2 separate regions of the Homo sapiens genome follow, and region 1 is linked to region 2. The links are chromatin loops, found by intact Hi-C in ENCODE. Cell type or tissue: PC-3. All regions are shown on one strand.

Region 1 (5,000 bases), 130 kb before region 2:
ACTGAGCATCTTATTCATCAAATCTAGAATTTAATTCTAAGATGTAGGTTTGCAATTACGCATTTGGTTCAGCAAAACATTTTTATATACTGGGTCTTGAAATTCTGTTCGTCCTGTTTTGCCCAGACATCTGTAATTATGTCCTCAAACTATATAACTATGGTGGTCTCCGTTTCAATTCTAATAAAAACCTATGACCCTCGTTCTGCAGCCAAGGCCATGGTGGTTTAACAATAAAAAGGGATATTAACATGAAAAATATCGAAGAGCATCAAGACATTAAATCAAGGCAGGTTTTTTTTCCCCTAAATTGTACCAGTTATTGGGAATCTTCTTTTAGGAATAGATTTTCCATTAGTTCATGGGTATGCAGATCTAGAAACCTCAAGAATTCTTTTTGTTCCGTTGCCAGATTTGAAACTCAGTCACTGCCTTTTTATCTCAATGTGCTTTGTTGCCATATTTCTGATGTTTCTTTCCTCATTCCTGACATTACGTTGTCCATTATATTATTCATTTCTCAGTTGCTTCCTTTCTTATGATTTATGCTATAAGTTACCATAATACTTTGTGGAAAGTCTTGGTATATAGTTATTAAATGTGAATGCTAATCAAATATGATTAAAATGCTCTTCTAGCTCTCTTTGTTAGAAAGGTAATGCTCTCTCAGAGTTAGACCTTCAAATTAAGTCATACGTACTCAGCTAGTCTTAATGCCATTAAAATATCTTCAGGATTATAGAATTGGGGAAGTTATACTAAGTAAAAGACTTTTGCATATTTGGTTTGTTTATCAATTGTGCTTTCCTGTTGTATGCGTTTGATATTTAAAATGCTCTTATGAGGAAGGGGAAAAAACACCTATATTTATTTCTTAATGGTTTCCACATGCTTGAAAAAATAAATCAAAACTTGACATGGAGACCATCTAAAAATTCATTGACTTACGCTTAATATAAAATCTGAGGCCTATATTCTCAGAAAACAACCAAAGCACATGATAATAATCTAGCAAAAAAATCCTATATTTGATTTTTGAAATATGTGTTGATCTTAAAAATTATATTTTGATACAAGCATATTTCATATGTTAGACTGCTTCCCTTTATTTTACAAGTCTGAGCTTTCAATGAATGAGTCACTTGTGGCTTAACCTAATTCCTATTCTGAACATAATCTTTAATATAAAGAGTCAGCCTTATGGAAAAAAGAGATTGATGTAGAGTTGAAATAACGGTAATGTTATATCACAGAAAGTGTTGGGGGAAATTTGAGTGGTGAGATCAATTAATTTTCCTCAGAACTTAAACACAAGAGAATCTTGCACAATGAAGTGTTATTTCCTACTAGTAGCAAGTGTTCATTTTCTGGCTTTGACATACAATGTATAGTTTCAAAAATACTCAGAAGTTAGTGCCTTAGCACAAAGCTTGCAACAGTTGCAAAAGGCACCTAAGGAACATTTTGCACTGTGATCAGTAAAACACTGAGACATGCACAATAATTAAATACAGTAAACTTTGACATTTTGCAGACATTTTGTTATATAAAATTCATACATATGGGTACATTATGTTGAACCACGTGATTCCTAATTTTGTAGGTCAAAAGTGATTAAGTACCAGCAATTTCAGATTGTTTGACCTAATTCAAAAATGCACAGATCCCAAGTGTACAATCTGATGGCCGGGCTTGGTGGCTCACGCCTGTAATCCCAGCACTTTGGGTGGTTGAGGCAGGCAGATCACTTGAGGTCAGGAGTTTGAGACCAGCCTGGCCAACATGGTGAAAACCCATCTCTATCAAAAATACAAAAATTAGCCAGGCGTGGTGGTGCATGCCTGTAAACCCAGCTAGTTGGGAGGCTGAGGCAGGAGAATCGCTTGAACCTGGGAGGCAGAGGTTGCAGTGAACTGAGATCACGCCACTGCATTCCAGGCTGGGCAACAGAGTGAGACTTGGTCTCAAAAAACAAGACAAAACAAAACAAAACTTGATGAATTTTCTCATACTGAAAATATTTTTATAACTAGCATCAAGATCCAATATACTTTTTTTGGTCATAATTATGTGTCTTTGTCAAAATAGGACAATATAACATATTTCCTTTTACAGTGTGTTAACTTTATTTGTAACATACGTATTTAGACAGGTGGCATGTCCATTCAGATTCTCACCTTGGGTCCACCTCTCTGACAGTGGAAGAGAAAATGGAATCAATACATTATAAGGAAGAATCATGAAAGTCATTTTATTTGTTTTTCTTCTGTCAAGGGTCACAGTCTTGTGCTGCCTGTTGTCCAGTGTGTGAAATCAATTGTTTTATATGTTGATACAGTTTTTTTAATTGTTTACAACCAAAAGGGAAAGCCAGCTCATTCCTAGATATTCCATTATGACCAGAAACAGAAATCTAGGGCACGCTGCTAAACAACCTCAAAGTTAAAAGTGGTTCTAGTATGATACAGTACCTGTTTTCAAACTTTTTAGCTAAGACAGATACATGAAGGGAAGGAATATGTGCTTCTCTAGAGCCTGGGAGAAGACCCAAATGAGTTCCGAAAAAGACAAACTATCTTTATTGTCATACTTAAAAGGTTGCAATTAATCTGCTTTCTCCTCCATGCTCTACCTTTAGACTAAATATATATGCACTTTAGACTAAATATATTCAGCCTCGGCAATTAGCTTACTTTTGAGGGTGTCCATACCCAACAGGTGCTACCACTTATAAGTGTATTTCTGCAGAAGTTGCTGAGTCACCAGCAGCTCTAAGATATTATGAAATCCTCCAGTGCCCTTCTGGAGCCACTTGGGGGACAAGGGTTTTAAATGGTAGAGAACTCTTGCGTGGAATCCTCAAGTCTCCAAACATCTGTACTTTGTCTAGAAGTCAACTCCCAAGTGCCTAAAGGATTATTAAATAACCAGGGGTAATCTAGGTCTCTTCTGGATTAAACTCAGTGCCCTAAAGTTCTCCTCACAAAGCAGGATACACACCCAACAAGGTACTAGAACTGGCACGTTACTAGTTGTGTGTGTTAATGTCTTTAGGAATCTAGAAATCTCCTAAGTCATCTTCTCACTCACTTAAACAATTGTGTAGTTCACAAACACGGAGGGATGACTAACTTCCTGAAGAATGCAGCCACAATTTGTAAGCATAAATGGGCTCTTTGTAATGAGAAGAAATTAGAGGGTTCTGTTCCATTTTTATTATGCAGAATGGAAGTTTTCAATGATATGTAACACATAAAAATTAAGGAGTAGGTGGAGATTCCAACATTAAGGTAATGTTAAGCATATGATCTATTTAAACTTGGCACTTAACGAACAGAGAGTAAAGCTATCCAAGGCGTCCTAACTGATCATTTGGAAGACTGGCAAAAGTGTTCGGCATAAAACAATATGCATTAGTGTAATCAGAATGTGTAAATTGTAATCATAATGCCTCTTAAATGTACCCATGTCAGTAACAGAATCGCTGCCAGGTAATGAAGACAGACTACTTGGTGAGAAAGAGCTATCTCATTTACTTTTTATTATGTCCCAATCTGTAAATTAGGAGCACAAAAAATTGGTCCAGCTGCCCTGTGTTTTCACTTTCAGCAACGCTATCTCATGAAATAATGGAAATGTTTTCCCGTAAATAACCAAAGAACAGAAATAATGCAACTCATTAAAATACAATAGTGTATATGACTTCAACTCGTCTTAACAAGGTTGGTATTCCCAATAAACAGTTCCTTAAAACAGAAAATTAGTGGGCATTTATGGAAGTTCTTTAAAGATAAATGATGTTTTGTTATTACTTTTTAAGAAATCCTTTCCAATAATAACCAAGACCATGTATTTGAGTTACAAACATGACCATGATTCAAAGCAACAATTGTGAAAATGATGCTAGTACAATTTTGTCTCCCTAATTCCGAGTTTCTTCTTCCACAGTGATTAGTATTTATTCATAGGCTTAATGGAAATTATTAAATATTTGTTAAATAAAATAATATATGGTATATACGCATATAAAATCTGGCTTTATGAGTAAACTAAATACCTTTTATAGGACCTTTTACTCTTATTTCATTCAGTTTGTTCTTTCCAAACCAAAAATTAATGCTTGCATTATGTTGGTAAATCTCCCTAAATGTTCCCAACTCAACTATAAATAAAGTGGATGACCCATTATATTGGGTCAGGTGTGTGTATGCGTGTGTGTTTGTGTGTGTGTGTAAGTAAAATAAAAAAGAAATTCAACAAATAAAACTAAAATTATCTCTATATTTTATAATACCACAAGAAACTGCTGGTCACTGTACTCCTTTTTATAGTGGGGTGGTAAGCAACTGAGAACCTGAGATTGTTTATGTTCCCAAAGATGACATTAAAAAGAAACTTTTTACAAACATTCTTGGCAGTATTTCTTTTGCCAAAATTTGTATCAATTTATTAACTACATGAAACAGATTAAATATATTAAACCTAGTTTTTTCCAAACCTGTCCATGGCTAACCATTAAGATACCAGCTAGAACTATTTGAATATCATCTTCAGAATAAATTTGTAAACACTTTTTCTTCTTTACTTGATTATCCAGCAAGTTTTCTGCCACTAAGCCCTCCACACAACAGTAAGCACATTAGGGGAGGCTGCAGTGTAAGTCTGTGGTGATATTCCACTATTTCTGAAACACAAAGACACTTTTGATCCCCTATGACTTCACATGCATGTTACTGAAAAGGCATTATTGACTTCCCTTTGTTGCTACAATGGAGTAACAAGATCAAAGTCCTCAGAGTTGAACAAGAGGTACAGACTAAACCCCAAGTCCTCTATTATCTGTGACCAGAGATTTTGTCAAAGGAGAGGATGTCTCTTAATCCATCAGGAGAAGCACCAGGCACCTGTGCAATTTTAAAAATTGCTGTGTTTCACCACGTTTCACTCATAAGTGGGAGTTGAACAATAAGAACACATGGACACAGGGAGGGGAACATCAC
Region 2 (5,000 bases):
AACAAAATGAGTTGGGGGAAATGCACTACTTCTATTAGAGAGATTTCCAAAATTTGGAAAGCTGTCTCACTGTGATCATATTTTCATAGCATGATTTTGGAACAATAATCTAAAATGTCCAGTATTTATACTACCATCTATGAATTTGGCTTGTATGTATTATGTCAGAATGTGAAAAATCTCTGGCTCTGAAATTCTACCTTTCTATATAATATTTCAGATCACACCTGCAAAACTACTCTACGACCTTGACATTTTTGATGAGTTTGATGAGATCTTCGACTGCTTCAAGTCAATCACCTCATATCAGTGCCATTGGCAATTTGAGGAAGACAAAGAGGAGCTTGGTTCAAGTTGATTAGCACTACCAGAAAAGAAACTCACAGTGAACACCATATATCAATTATTCCATTGAGTTCATGGACCAAGAGGAGAATATTTATTTTCAAGTTTTGTGGTTAGCAATTCCTTGTGATAGTTCTGCCAGTTTCCAATTTTCTCACTGAAGGGCTACAGAGTTCCGTATTTGTGCCAAGTCCTATATATTGCTCCTTTACAAAAGCATTTCTACTGAAGTAAATTGGAAAAAGAAGAAAAGGCAAGATAGACTAGACTTTTGGCCCTCCTTCTAATTGAGAATGACAACCACAACCATTTCAGTTGCATTCAGCTGTCATTCTGTTACTCCCAATAAAACAGAAATGTTCATGCTCTAAAGTAACTAACACAAATAACCATCAATTGAGGACCTACTATATTTAAGACAATGTCCCAAATTCTGAGCCAAATCTCAAGGAAATTGCAAAGGAAAGTCAAAGGAATTAAAATCAATAATGCAATAGGTCCTGACTCGCCTGAAAGTAAATTGGCACAAGAAAACATCCAAAAAAATATTTTTTTACTATCTTAGCATACTCTGATTTTCTAGAAATTCTACTCTTGTTCAGTTTAAAGTGAGGGAAGATTTTACTTTGAAGTATTAGAGCTTTACCAGAGTTGTTCATTTTGGAAACAGTATCGTTAATGATTGACAATGCCATTCAGGGTAATCACATCTTCTAGTCATAGTTCACGGTGATTCTAAATGGAGGTGAACACATTTCACCATTTCATTTTATCCCTCTCACACAATAGCACCTGGACACGATTTCAAAATGGTTAAGGAGACTTATAAAGTATTTATTACAGAAGAGAACATTGGATCTGATAGGGTTGACAATCATTGCTATTTGCTTTATTAGTAGCAGAATGAGTAAAAATATGCAGAAATGCATATACACTTTAGCAAATGATCAAAGAGTCCATATGATGTATTTTTAATCTAATAAATGAATTCAATGTTAATATAACTAACCAAAGGTCCTCAGCTACTTTTTATCATGCCATGGTTCTCCATTTGCCAGAATTCATCTAACAGCCCCATTAAAATTGTAAACACTGGAAGCAAAGATGAAATGGAGAAAACAAACAATTCTTTTCCAGATTACAGTTAGTTCTCAAATATACCTTTGGAAGCTAGGTCAGAAAGAACTTAGATAAATATGCTTCCTATGAATTGGTATATGTCCTATTGCTACGCGCCATTTTTTAAATGCGGAAACTAATTGAAATAGTTGCTTTGAAATATTTAAGCTCAGTGTTTGCCATTCTCCTTGGCTCTTTTATCTCACTACACACTCTTTTTCTAAGTTAGGGATGACTTCCATTTCCCCTGCATAGTACGCACTTCCCCGAAGTCTGCAATTTAATTTCCACCTCCATAATTTTAAATATTTTAAAGTTATCATTTTACACTCTCAATTTTCCTCTACAATTGCCTTCATAATGGCTTCCTAACTCTACTGTCTTGGAATTACATTTTTCACATTTATAGGTTTGTCTTTTAAAAGCAAAACAAAACAAAAAAGCCATAAAATTTGGGGATCAGAATCAAATCACAGGATGTGCCAGAGCCAGTGGTAATGATTACAGATATACCCTAATGTGAGGTTTATTGCAGTTGTGCTATTTCATTTCAGAGGTATATTACTGTAGAATAACAGTTAAGAGAACAAAGCATATTTTTTGCCTGTCAATAGATTCAATTGCATTTTACAGCAAAAATAATTTACTCGCAGGTTTAAATTAGACATCTAAGTGATGCAAATAAATAAATCACTGATGATTTCAGCAACCAGAGATAACCACACAGATACTGATTTGTGATTTATTTGTAATATACCACAAACAAAACTAAAAACTTCAATGTATATTTCAGGAAAAGATTAATTTGGTGTGTGGTTACTTATAAAATCATGTAAGAGTAACAAGACAAAACCAATTTTAAATAATAGAATTTAAGAATGCTCTAGTCCTAAAGAATAATTTAGTATGACATTGACCATCTAACCATCCCTCTATTTCCTCTCCCAAAATATAGTTCGGATGCTGAAAGTGAAATACACCTTAAAAAATAAAAGGTAAAATATAGGCTGTCAGACTAATCTGTACTGAATAAAATACCCTCCGGAAAGCCATGACTCAAAACATTTATCATCTCAACAAGAAACAATGATGTGTTTGATTCATAAAGTAATACAAAAAGTATATTTGTTTTCCTGATGTTTAGACAAGCATCAAACCACACAATATTTTTTAATGAGTCATTGGACTAGAAATCTGAGCTTTATCTTTCATACTAAATACACGGTTCATCCACTAGGGTATCAACCTACTAGGGGCATGAACTGTCCTTTTTATACATTTTGTACATAAGGGAACAGACGAGATTCTTATACTCAATATGAGCACCCAATGGGCACTCATTATATGCTCATCAAGTTTGCTTTAAGGGATGTTGAGAGAGCAGTATAACTTTCTGCATACGAATTCTGAACCTTTGTGACATGGTATCCTTCTGACAATCTCTATCTTGGTTAATACCATCTCCCCACATGACCTGCTATCAAGATTTGAAGCCAAGCTTCACTCCTTCCTTTGTGCATCCCTCCCATTTCACTCACACCCAAATCCTGTCACTTCCTCCTCCTTAATAGCCTTACATCTGCCTACTTCTCTGCTTTCCCACTTGAACAGGTTCTTATCATCACCTCTCCCCAGGTGGTAATGACAAGGGCCTTGTCATAATTCTCTATATACATTACATAGTACAGCCAGAGTAATCTTTGTAAAACAGATCTGGCCCTATTAGTCCCTAGCTTAAAATTCTATGTATCCCCAAAGCCTCCAGGATAAAATTCAAACTTCTCAGCACATATTCTAAGGCCTAATAGAAGTAGTCATGGTTTCTCCAAGTGTCAGCTCTGGTCCACCACTCACCTTGCCCCTGGGCTCATTCTCAGATCCTCCAACTCACCACATACACTCCATCTCACGTCTGAACTCTGGACCAGGACACTCCCTCCCCCAGCACCATCTTTCCTTCCCTCCTTCTGCTGCTTTCTGCCTCTTCCATTGAGCTTTCCTGGGTTGCTCCTCCTCCTCAAGCTAGGTTACACACCCCCCCAACACATGCACTTTATGCTCATATTTTAGCCTATATGCACCTCTTCATTTACAGTGCTGCTCCTAAGATATGCCTCTTGTGCAGCTGTTGACTTTTTTAAAAATAAAGCACAGGAATTTATATGTTCTCCTACCTGATTTTAGTGAGTTAGCGCTGTCAGTTTAGTTAAGTTGATAGTTTGAGTTTACTTTTCCAAATGGGTGCTTTCGTCTATCATTGTGAACTTCAGGTATGACCTGCGTTATGTGTATAAATATATCTTTAAGTCTTCATACAGCTTCTTGGACAAGGGGGGAGTCATTGAAAAGGATCAAAGATTGAGTCTCCTGTCTAATACTTAATCCATTGTTGATTATGCTTTGAGATCACAGAGGGAAGTTATAGTGAAGGAAAATGAGTGGTTTGAATTCACTCCAAAGAGGAGCAAAAGAGCTTTATAATGACCAAGAGCCCCTGGCTCTAAAACCTTGAAAACAAGTCAGCTGCCCACTGAACCCACCTACCCAAGGCCATATGAGATTAAATTTGTGCCTCACCAGCCACACCAAGCAAGGAGAAGGGCACAGCCAATTTAGTCTTCAACATGGAGGTGAGTTCATCTCAATTAAACAAATCTACTTTTAAGGGTCTATTGTAAAATATGTGTGAGGCAATGTTGATGGGACAAGACCCATCACGTCCCTGAAAGAGCTTACAAAAAGAGTCACCTACTTCAATTACAAATTCAGTTCAAAAATATTTGGTAAGGGCCTAGTACATGAGAAGTACTAAAGAAGCTATTAGGGCCAGGCACGGTGGCTCACGCCTGTAATCCCAGCACTTTGGGAGGCCGAGGCAGGTGGATCACCTGAGGTCAGGAGTTTGAGACCAGCCTGGCCAACATCATGAAACCCCATCACTACTAAAAATACAAAAATAAAATTAGCCAGGTGTGGTGGCAGGCACCTGTAATCCCAGCTACTTGGGAGGCTGAGGCAGAAGAATCACTTGAACTTGGCAGGTGGAGGTTGCGGTGAGCCGAGATTGTGCCATTGCACTCCAGCTTTGGTGACAGAGTGGGACTCTGTCTCAAAAAATAAATTAATTAAAAAGCAGCTATTAAGGATAGAGTGGATAATACCTCAGGCATGGTCTCGGTCCTCACAGGGCTTAGGAACTAATAAGGAAGCCATAAAACTAAACAGATGTTTACAATGTAAAATGCACTGTGAGCTCTGTGCAGGGACACAGTAGGAAAGGAGCCAGATAGAGAGCAATGTCTTGACTTGGAGCAGAGCCACAGCCATCAGCAGGCATCCAGGGCACTTATAGACACCCCTGTGCAAATAGGGGAGTCATGGAAAATACAGATGGAAAGTGGAAGGCCTGGACTGTTGCCCAATACGCATCTGTATAATTTCGTGGACTGAATGTGTGGGGCAGGCTAGTGATACTTCAGGAAGGGCTGAGATTGTTGCTGCACTGATACAGACATGGGATGCAATCAGAGGAGGTG

The links. A loop is a pair of places that touch in the nucleus more often than their neighbours do. Peaks named below come from ENCODE experiments on the same cell type or tissue, not always from the same donor. Only the 100,000 strongest peaks of a DNase experiment are listed, where the experiment ranks them.
Region 1: it touches region 2 in a loop (2.0-fold over the local background); 1 of 110 quality-filtered maps calls a loop at or near these places.

The regions. Positions count from the first base shown.
Region 1 is chr18:69,785,250-69,790,249 of GRCh38, forward strand. All of the region lies in intron 7 of DOK6 (docking protein 6), which reads left to right. Among named protein-coding and RNA genes, the nearest start is that of CD226, 160 kb to the right of the region's middle. In PC-3, no CTCF peak of the experiment used is centred here; a DNase peak (open chromatin) is centred at 3,112; H3K27ac peaks cover 1,272 bases.
Region 2 is chr18:69,913,983-69,918,982 of GRCh38, forward strand. The region is part of intron 2 of CD226 (CD226 molecule); the gene reads right to left. Among named protein-coding and RNA genes, the nearest start is that of CD226, 31 kb to the right of the region's middle. In PC-3, CTCF peaks have their summits at 2,745 and 2,944; a DNase peak (open chromatin) is centred at 2,589; H3K27ac peaks cover 652 bases.